Regions from separate parts of the Mus musculus genome. Here region 1 is linked to region 2. A link is a contact called in ENCODE Hi-C data. All regions are on one chromosome and are shown on one strand. The core of a region is the stretch at or near the end of the contact, and the rest is flanking DNA. Distances in the headings are between cores, read along the strand shown. Region 1 holds the start of Sephs1 (selenophosphate synthetase 1). Region 2 holds the start of Acbd7 (acyl-Coenzyme A binding domain containing 7).

Region 1 (4,503 bases), core at 1,883-4,382, 1.5 Mb before region 2:
CAGAGCTTCAAGAATTGAAGCAACACAGAGGAGGCATCTGGTTGTTGACTGTTGACTACATTTCTGGGTGTTAAAAGATGGTGTACATACCAAGTCGTGGCATAACAGCTCCCAGAAACTGCTCATCTTCTTGGAAGTGGTTCTCTTGTAAAGATTCCAGCAGTTTCTGTAGGACATCTTGGGGCACTTTGCAGCCTGTGCCTTTCAGTTCAGTAAACCTGGTTAGCCGGAAGCTCTTGTCCAATTCATAAGTCTCCGGGTTAAAGGACTCTCGAGTAGACATGGTTCTGGGGCCGCACTCTCCACAGCTCAGCCCCTCCCCTCCCTCTCTCTAGATCCACTGGGCTTTCTACTTGTGATCCACCTAGGTACCACCAAAACATAAAAAGAAGGCATTGTTAAAAGACTCAAGAATCAAGTGAATGAGTACACACCAGAGACACACACCGGGAAATAGTTTGTTAGTTAGGGTGCTGGGTAAACTGGAGTAATGGATAATGACATCAGGGGAATCACGGAGGATGGGAATGTATGACTGTGGCTCCAAGGGGAAGCTCACTCACGTGACACCTGCCACTTGGGCAGTAAACTCTGAAGTTAGTAGTTCTAGGGTGCAGGCTAAGAGAACTGGTCGGTATTCACTATGTATTAGCTTAAAAGTTCTATGCTTTAGAGAGCAGAGATCCTAGCTACAGCGACTTTCCTGGAAAAACCTCTGACTGTCTTTTGCTCTCTCACAGAGAAAAATAAAACAGTCACCAGAAACTGTAGAAAGGAGGACACAAACGCATCTCATGCATTTTTTTTTTTTTAAATTGAGACTGGCCTCAAAGTGATGTGCCTGCCTTTGCTTCCTGAGTGCTGGAATTAAAGGTGTGTACCACCATTCCCTGTGAAATTCTTCCAGATACTAAATCCTAATTTAAAAAACAAGTCTCCCTCTGAACCAACAGTACCAAACTAATGGGAGAAGTCACTGAAGGAGACACTACTTAAAAACCAACAAAACCCCCCAAGGCTTCCCATGGCTGTAAAACACAATGCCGTTCAAGAGAGTGCTTGCAAAGTTCGCTGATGTTTTTTAACATTCCTAGAAAGCAAACATCCTGCCTAACAAACCAGTACACACACCATTGACAAAACTCGCTAGTTCATTACAAAAAGAAACAGTATCTCATGAGATCACTAGTCGTCTGGCACTGGGTACCACGCACTGCATTTCCGCACCAGCTCTTCCGGTTGCATCTAATTCAAAACCCAGTTAAGTGCTCCCGGGGTTTACACACTTTCTGACTGATGCTTTATTGGGCATAGGATTACAGACACCCTAAGTTTTAGGGTCGGTTTCTCCCATAAAATTTATGATTGAAAACATAATTCCCATTTATATAGTTTTCCATCCCCCAGGAAGTACATCACTCATTTAAACTAAATTTCACAAAGCCCAAATTCGGCAATCCAAACCATCATCACAAACATGACATGAGCAATGATTTCAGCGGGAAACTACCGACACGGATTTCGCTCATCGTTCATAGAAACCAAACTTCTCTACAGAGCAGTGTGAGCCAAGCAAGTTTCCGAAATGGGCATTCTGAAGCCATTTAACAGTTTGGAAAGAGTGCGAATTAAAATTCACCTTCGAAGAAAGGTTTGGAAAATCACATTCATTTTGCAAAAAATGCCTGCCTCACCTCTACCTGGTACAAAACGGGAAGACTTCCCTTTATAAAGAATCTATTTTCCTACCTCCAATCCTCACGGCCTCAACCAAAAGGCAGGAGAGAGACTCCGAAGAGCACCTTTCTTTTACCTTATTTTCCCTACACTTTCTGGTTAGGAAAGTTTAAAAACGCCTTACATCAAGAAAACTCAGCAGTTAAAAAACTCCCAAGTGCAAGGAGACCTAAGTCACACGGTTTGGCCTCAAAGGAAACTCCAGCTATTTGAAAAGGATGGAATTTGGGGTGTGCTTTGGGTAGAGGGAGTGCGTCCGACCTGGAAGCCACATGTTTACACCTTTAAAACAATGACATGAATATTTAAAGCCCGCGTTTAACCCCTTCGCTCCCGCGGGAGGCGGGCTCGGGCAGCGGGGTGCGGTGGGGCAGCACACCTACCTCCCCGCCAGCCCCCAGGCCCCGCGCGTGCTCACAGGCCCGGGCGCCGCGGCGTGCGCGCCGGGACCCCGCGCCCTCCATGGGGCCGGGCGCGGAGGATGCCACTCAGGGGACACCTTAAGTCTCAGGCTGCCGCCTTTAAAGGCACGGCGGGCGCGGGCCGCGTTCTTTGTACCGCGCCGCGCGGCTGCCGCGGGCAGGCCACCGGCAGGGCCATGCTGCACCGCAGGCCCCGCGTCGCCGCTGCCGCGGAGACCGTCGCCGGCGGGGACCGGAGGGACCCGAGGGCCGAGTGGGGGCGGGGAGGCCCGCGGCTCGGCGCCAGGACACTGGGCGGCTAAGGCAGAGCGCGCGCGCGCGCGGGCTCGCCGTCCGCGCCGCCACACAAAAATGTCGGCGGGCGAAAAGATTAACCCCTGCGTGGCCGCCGCCGCCCTCCCCCTCCGCTCCTCCCTCCCAACCCCGGCCCCGCGTGCCGCGGCGGCGACGGCGGAGGAGGCAGCGGCGCGGGCGGCGCTTCTTTTTTAAAGCGGCCCCACCAAAGCCTGGGCTCGGCCCCCTCTCCAGGCAGGGCGCGCGAAGGGCCCCGGTGCACGGCTCCCCGGCGGTCCCGGGCGGCCCGGAGGGGGATTTGCAACGGCCGCGCCGGGCCTGCGGCCCGCTATTCCCCTTTAAGCCTGCTGCCTCGCCCCCCCTCGCCAGGCCCGCCGCTTACCGGCTCGCTTTGCGCCCTCCGCCTCCTCCCGAAAACGGGCCGCGGCGCTCCCACAATGCACCGGGCGCGCTGGGCTCCCTTAAGCGTCGCCTGAATTTAAAAAAAAAAAAAAAAAAAATGCTGCTCCCGGTGGCGGCGGCACCGCCGGGCGCTCGGACGCCGCGTGGAGCTCGGCCTAGGCTGGGCGCGGCCCTCCGGGAACCGGGCCGCCGCGCTCCCGCCGGCCGGGCGCGTGAGGGTCCCTTTAAGAGCGGCCACCTCCCTTTAAGGCGGCGGGCCGGTGGCCGGAGCGCCTCCGGGTTGCTGGTGGCGGTGGCAGCGGCGGTGGTGGCTGCGTGCGGCCCGGGAAGGGGGCGGGGGCGCTGTGCAGAGGCCCGAGCGCGGCAATGATTGGTCTCGGGGGAGGGGGTGGGGGGTTGCAAACCCCAGGAACGGTGGCATCCGTTGCATGATGCAAAAGAAAAAAGAAAGGAAAAAAAAGGGGGGGGGGTAGATTGATTTCAAAAGTTGCGAGCAGCACTGGCAGCAACCTTGAGTGATGGGGGCCACCTACTTTCGCATCTCTGTCCCGCGAGAAGGGAACAGAGTGTTTTTGTTTTTTGCACAACCTGGCTGGGTGCGATCCCCGCATCACCCACGGGATGCAATACCTGCTCCCGAATCTCTGCTGCAGTGAGACTGTGCCCATGGGAACAATGTGCAGAGTGTAGGAGCCAAGGTCGCCCCCAGTGAGACATTTGAAAACCCAACTTAACCCCGCGCTCCATTCTCAGTGACTCCCATCTTTTCTTCATTCTATTGTTTGAGCGTAGCTCCGCATTTCTTTGGAGTCCCAGTGAAATATGCAAATGCTCTGTGAAGTTTCTTGAATCTTTGATCTGCATTTTGGGGAGGGAGAGTTTATGTTGTCCGGGTTATACCATTTGTTCTTCTCATGTCCAAGTAAACATGGCAGACTAATCCTGTGTGCTTGAATTGACATTGGTAATGCGGTTTCACTTGAAGTAACTTCAGATTTCCGACTTCGTACTGCATTGCTGGTGCAGAGCGTGTCCCTTCGAAGGACTTCTCTGGAAAGCTGAGCAGAGCAAACTTGGTTAGGAATAGGTTCGCATTTTCCCGATTATTTAGAAGCAGAACTGTTGTATCTTTTGGCTGTCTTTAGGTTCGTACACCCCGCAGATGTCCTTTTCATTCCTGAAATTGCCATTTGCCTGTTTCTTAGGAGTGGGATCTAGGGTGCAAAGTGTGGCGAGATGGACACAGGCATCTCCTGCCTTTGTGTCTTTTCTCCACAATACATTTGGGAGAATACAGTAGCACCTGGGCTCCTTAGCATCAGACTTCGGACATCGATTTATCGTTGATGAACGTGGAGTTTCTTCTGAATGGTCAGAAGACACAAACACAGCCTCACCAGATACCACACCAGGACTCCAAAGCCAGAGGGAAAGGGTTATACAGTTACATTTGTCCGGTTCTGCCTTTTAAATTTGATTTTGCATTTTAAACAATGTAACTTTTTTTTGTTCCTCACTTAGTTAAAAAAAAAAGTGATTTTTTTTTTCAAAAGATTTCACAATGAGAAAAAAAAAAAGTGGATGACACAGCAGGACCCCATGTCTAGATTTGTGTGTCCCTCCAAGGAGACTTAGCTCTTTGTTAATG
Region 2 (4,646 bases), core at 1,674-4,173:
TACTCTTGTTTGGTTGGCTGGTTGGTTTTTCAAGGTAGGGTTTCTCTGTTTAGCCCTGGCTCTCCTGGAACTCGATCTATAGACCAGACTGGCCTTGATCTCAGAGGTCCACCTGCCTCTGCTTCCCAAGTGCTGGAATTAAAGGCATGTTCCCCTCCCCCATTTCTGTGGTGTTTGGGGTCAAGGTCAGGGTTTCCTGCAAACATTTTACCACTGCTACATCTCCAGGCCAGGAGAGATACATCCACATCCCCAGCCCCAGCCCCCTGCTTCATCTTCATAATCTAGGAAGGAAACGAGTCTAAGTAAAATGTCCGTCAGACCAGGTGTGAAAGTAAACACCTGCAATACTAACACTAGAGAAGCTGAGGCAGTAGGATCAGCTGAAACTGGAGGCTAGCTTGGGCTACATAGCAAGATTCTTTTTTGAAAAATTAACCCTCCCACCCCCCCACACAAAAAGGATCTGTGTTATAATTTATAAATAAAATTGGGAGATTGTAACTAAAGAAGGAATTCTGTTTTCACTTCCAGAACAATCTGCCAACATTTATACCAGTATTAAAACAACAACAACAACAACAACAACAACAACAACAACAACAACAACAAAGAACATGCCCTCACTTTCGTTTCCATTAGTGAGCCATTAACAACACCCAGAAGGTACATAATGTCTATCCTAACGCCATTTCCATTCTGAAGAGAAAAGGCATTTGAATACCCTAGCCAGCACTAGCTGCTGGCTTGCCAATATGTTTTTTACTTTTATTATAATTTTAAACTTGGATTTTCGAAATCATTTTAGACCCAGGAACAAGTTATCAAAATACCACATCTTTGGTATCTACCGGGTTCCCAAGGTTACGGTGTTTGTAACAAGTACTTACCAGTTCTCTCAGTGTGCTGATGAACTGCCAGTATATGTGTGAGTGTGTGTGTGTGCATCAGTGTGCATGAGTCAATGTGAGTCTGTGTGTGTATATGTATGAGCATGAGGTGTGTGAGTGTGTATGTCAGTGTGCATGAGTCTGTGTGAGCTTGTGTGAGTACTCATGAGTCTGTGTGAGCATGTGTGAGTACTCATGAGTCTGTGTGAGCATGTGTGAGTACCCATGAGTCTGTGTGAAGATGTGTGTGTCAGTGTGTGTGAGTCTGTGTATGTATGTGTGTGAGCATGAGTGTGTGTGAGGGTGTGTCAGTGTGCATGAGTCTGTGTGTGTATGTGTGTGAGCATGAGTTTGTGTGAGGGTGTGTGTGTGTGAGCAATGAGTGTGTGTCTGAGAGAGCGTGGGTGTGTTAGGATTTGCATATGTTGCCTTGTCTATCCTGGAACATCACACTTAAATGATCACCCTACGTTTCTATTGAACCCAGGGACTCCCGAATGCTAGGTAACCTGCAGACTGATCCACACATGCCTCATCCCTTCTCTTAATGGGTTTCTAACCTGCCTTTATCTTTCTCTTCTGCTTGAAGTACTTTGTGGTTTTCCGAAACAGGGTCTCATGTAGCACACTGCTTTGAGTCTGCCACCTAGCTAAGGATGGCCTAGGACTCCTGATTCTCCTGTCTCCGAGTCCTGAGTGCTGGGATGACAGGTGTGTACTGTCACTCCTGACTTGAACTAACACTCCCACATCTAGAATATAATGCATGTTTTGTTATATTACTACATTGGTAAGAATTTCAAATTGAAATAATACACATATGTTTTAAGAACTTTTCATTTGTAACAATTTATTCTTTAAGCATAAACAAAGTGACTTAAACTTTCAGTGACTGCAATTCCAGTTTTCTTTGATCATACTGATGCTGATATCTAGCAAGTATATATTTTTTAAAACTAGAATCTTATTTTATCGAAATGAAAGAACATTTTCATTACAGCAATAATAGATTTAATACATTCAACACTGATAGTAATAGAAACCCACACCCTGTATCAATTTTAATTATTGAACTAAGGCTAGCCTTCAATGCTGCCCTATTGTCAGGGTGGCATTCATATGCCTTAGCTCATTGTCCCTTCGTGATATTCTTTAACTTTTAAATCCTAAAGATTCCCTTCTCCAATGCTGCTTTAAATGCTGCCCATGGAGGTAGCTCATTTAACTGCCTCTCTCCTCTTTTATTTGCTCTATGTTTATTACGGCATATATGCGGGTGCACATGTACCATGGCATGCATTTGGAGGTCAGGGAACAATTGCAAGGGACACTTCTCTCTCTCTACCATGTGCATTCTGAAGGTTCTGATCTCCAGGCTTGCCAGCAGATAGAACTCGTGCGCGCGCACACCTTTCATTATACACACATAGAAAGAGGGCATTTATATATAAAAGCAACCTATATGTGTTTATCTGAGAAAAGGGCTTCCTGGTTTTTAATTCCTATTTATTCTCTTTTCACTCTTATCAATAAAACAGTAAAGTCAGAGCTTTATAATCTAGCCCTGTTATTCAACAAAACACATCTATGAAAATCTCCCGAGGTCCCCAAGAGCAAGGGGATGTGGAGACCCCAATGGATGTCACTTGCTTCCTGGAGTTGTTAAGAGAGAGAGGTGAAGAAGCCCCCGCCCCCAGGAGCTTGTCAATTCTTCAGATCTGGGTAATTTTCCCAGAGGGCCAAACAGGTTGCTATAGAGATCCTGGGTCCTTGTCAACAGATGGTGAAGTACAATATATTGTGAAATATACTGCCCCACACTGCTTAGGCAGGTGTGGGAGTCACTGCAGGGTCGCAGCAGCAGAAGGCTCCTGGGGGTTACCTGCCCCTGTCCTGTCCCAGGGCTACCACACCTCCTCTCGCCCCATCAGAGCGCTTCGGATAATTGCTTTGGCATGGCCTTCCCAGATCTGGCTTACCTGCAAGGACATAATGATGAGACACGGAATGCTGTGACTCTCCCAGCTCAGAGTGAGAGTCCCCGGGGAGCGGGCTCCGCTGCTTAAAGAGCAGTGCTCCTCCTCCGGTCTCTCCTATTGGTTGCTCTCTGGGCATGGAGGACTAATTGGCCACAGGAGCGGGAGGGAGTGTCTGGGAGGTAACTCAGCCCAGTGTCTCGGAGCTCATTTAATCTCCTCTCTCTTCTTTTACTAAGGCGAACTTGCAGGTGCACGCATGCCTCCGCTGCCTCTCCTCAGTTGAGACTGTGGCTGTTTCCTTCCCTTTTCCTTGCCTCTCCATTCTACCTCTGGGTGTAGCGGTGTTAACTATAGCACTGTATGTGCTGAAGTTCTTCAGAGTTGTTCCTTAACCCAGAGAGAATACACATAACACCTGTCACCTGACCTCAGGGATGGCCGATAGCGTCTCTCGGGAATTCGAGACATGGTGTTGGTTTTGTGCTTACATGACTATACACAAATGTTCTGAACCTTACCAGGCGCCTTTTCTCCTTACTGATCTGATCTATGGAAGGGTGGCACTGCTACCCACTGTTGCCTGGGGTGGCCCGAGTGCTCAAGACACCTCCCATTCATATTGCTGCCCTGGACACAGATGTGGCTATAGACACTCCAATGGCACAGACTCGAAGCCTGTGCTTTGACTTGGTATCTCGTTACTAAAGTCCATTCCCAGTTAAGTGACTTTTAAATGTTGGACTGATTGTAGACATGCAGGAAAGGCCATAATGAAGTGGATATTTTGGACAATTACTATACACTAATTAAAAAACTAAAAATAATCGTTATTAACAGTATGTTTGTAGACTCCACAAAACCACAATAGCATACAATGCTGGGCAAAGCTCAGAATTCCATGCAAGCAAGAAGAATCTAGTGTTCAATTCTTGAACATTTTGTTGACAGACTGTATTGTCAGCTCTAATGCTACGATTTCTGACTCAGACTCTTAAGCTAATGTTATATTGTTGTATCCTTTAAATCCAGCAGTTCAAGAATTAAGACAAAAAGAATACTTTCATAAACCTTCTAAGTTATTAAAATATTTTGAGATATTTATAAAATTAACTATGATCATAAATGGTACATTTATAAACTGTTTATTCACAAACATAACTTATTTACAATGTAAAATAAAAGCTATCATTGAAAAGTAAATTGACCATTTAGTGTATATATAGACTACCAAATGCATAGTAATTTAGGGAACTATGGGAAGCATATATTTGTTAAAAAAAAAAACCTGAACATAAACTGATTAAACATAATCATAAACATAAATTGATGTAAATAAAAATAAAATAAATAAATAAATAATAAAATAAAAATAATAAAATAAAAATAATAAAATAAAAATTAAAAACTGAATTGATGTAAAATAAGAGCTATAATTGAAAAGTAAATTGACCATTTGGTTTGGTGTGTGTGTGTATATATATATATATATATATATATATATATACATACATATACACATATACTACTTAGGAAACTACAGGAAGCATATGTTTGCAGAAAAAAATATGAACATAAACTAAAGTTGTGCTACACAAATGGAAAGAAATTACCTTTGAGATATATTCTTTTGGGTAAAATCCTTGTGGAAAGATTGCTAAATTCTCAAATAGAAAACAAGGCCCAAAATAGTAGCGGCTATATATAATTTGTATTAACTTAATTCTGCCACAGCTGTCACTGGGTCATAGTGGTTCCATTTGTCAGACATGTACCATGT

Evidence for each region. A loop is a pair of places that touch in the nucleus more often than their neighbours do.
Region 1: a map of T-helper 17 cell shows a loop between it and region 2 (4-fold over the local background). The contact joins the promoter of Sephs1 here to the promoter of Acbd7 in region 2. A Hi-C loop is called at or near these places in 2 of 37 maps with a recorded cell type or tissue (T-helper 17 cell and v-Abl transformed pro-B cells).

The regions. Positions count from the first base shown.
Region 1 is chr2:4,880,193-4,884,695 of GRCm38, reverse strand. It overlaps Sephs1 (selenophosphate synthetase 1), which reads right to left and starts at 3,132. Exons shown (of 9, transcript NM_175400.6): 1 at 2,836-3,132; 2 at 91-364. The coding sequence starts at 283.
Region 2 is chr2:3,334,445-3,339,090 of GRCm38, reverse strand. Acbd7 (acyl-Coenzyme A binding domain containing 7) reads right to left here and starts at 2,923. Exons shown (of 4, transcript NM_030063.2): 1 at 2,870-2,923. The coding sequence starts at 2,881.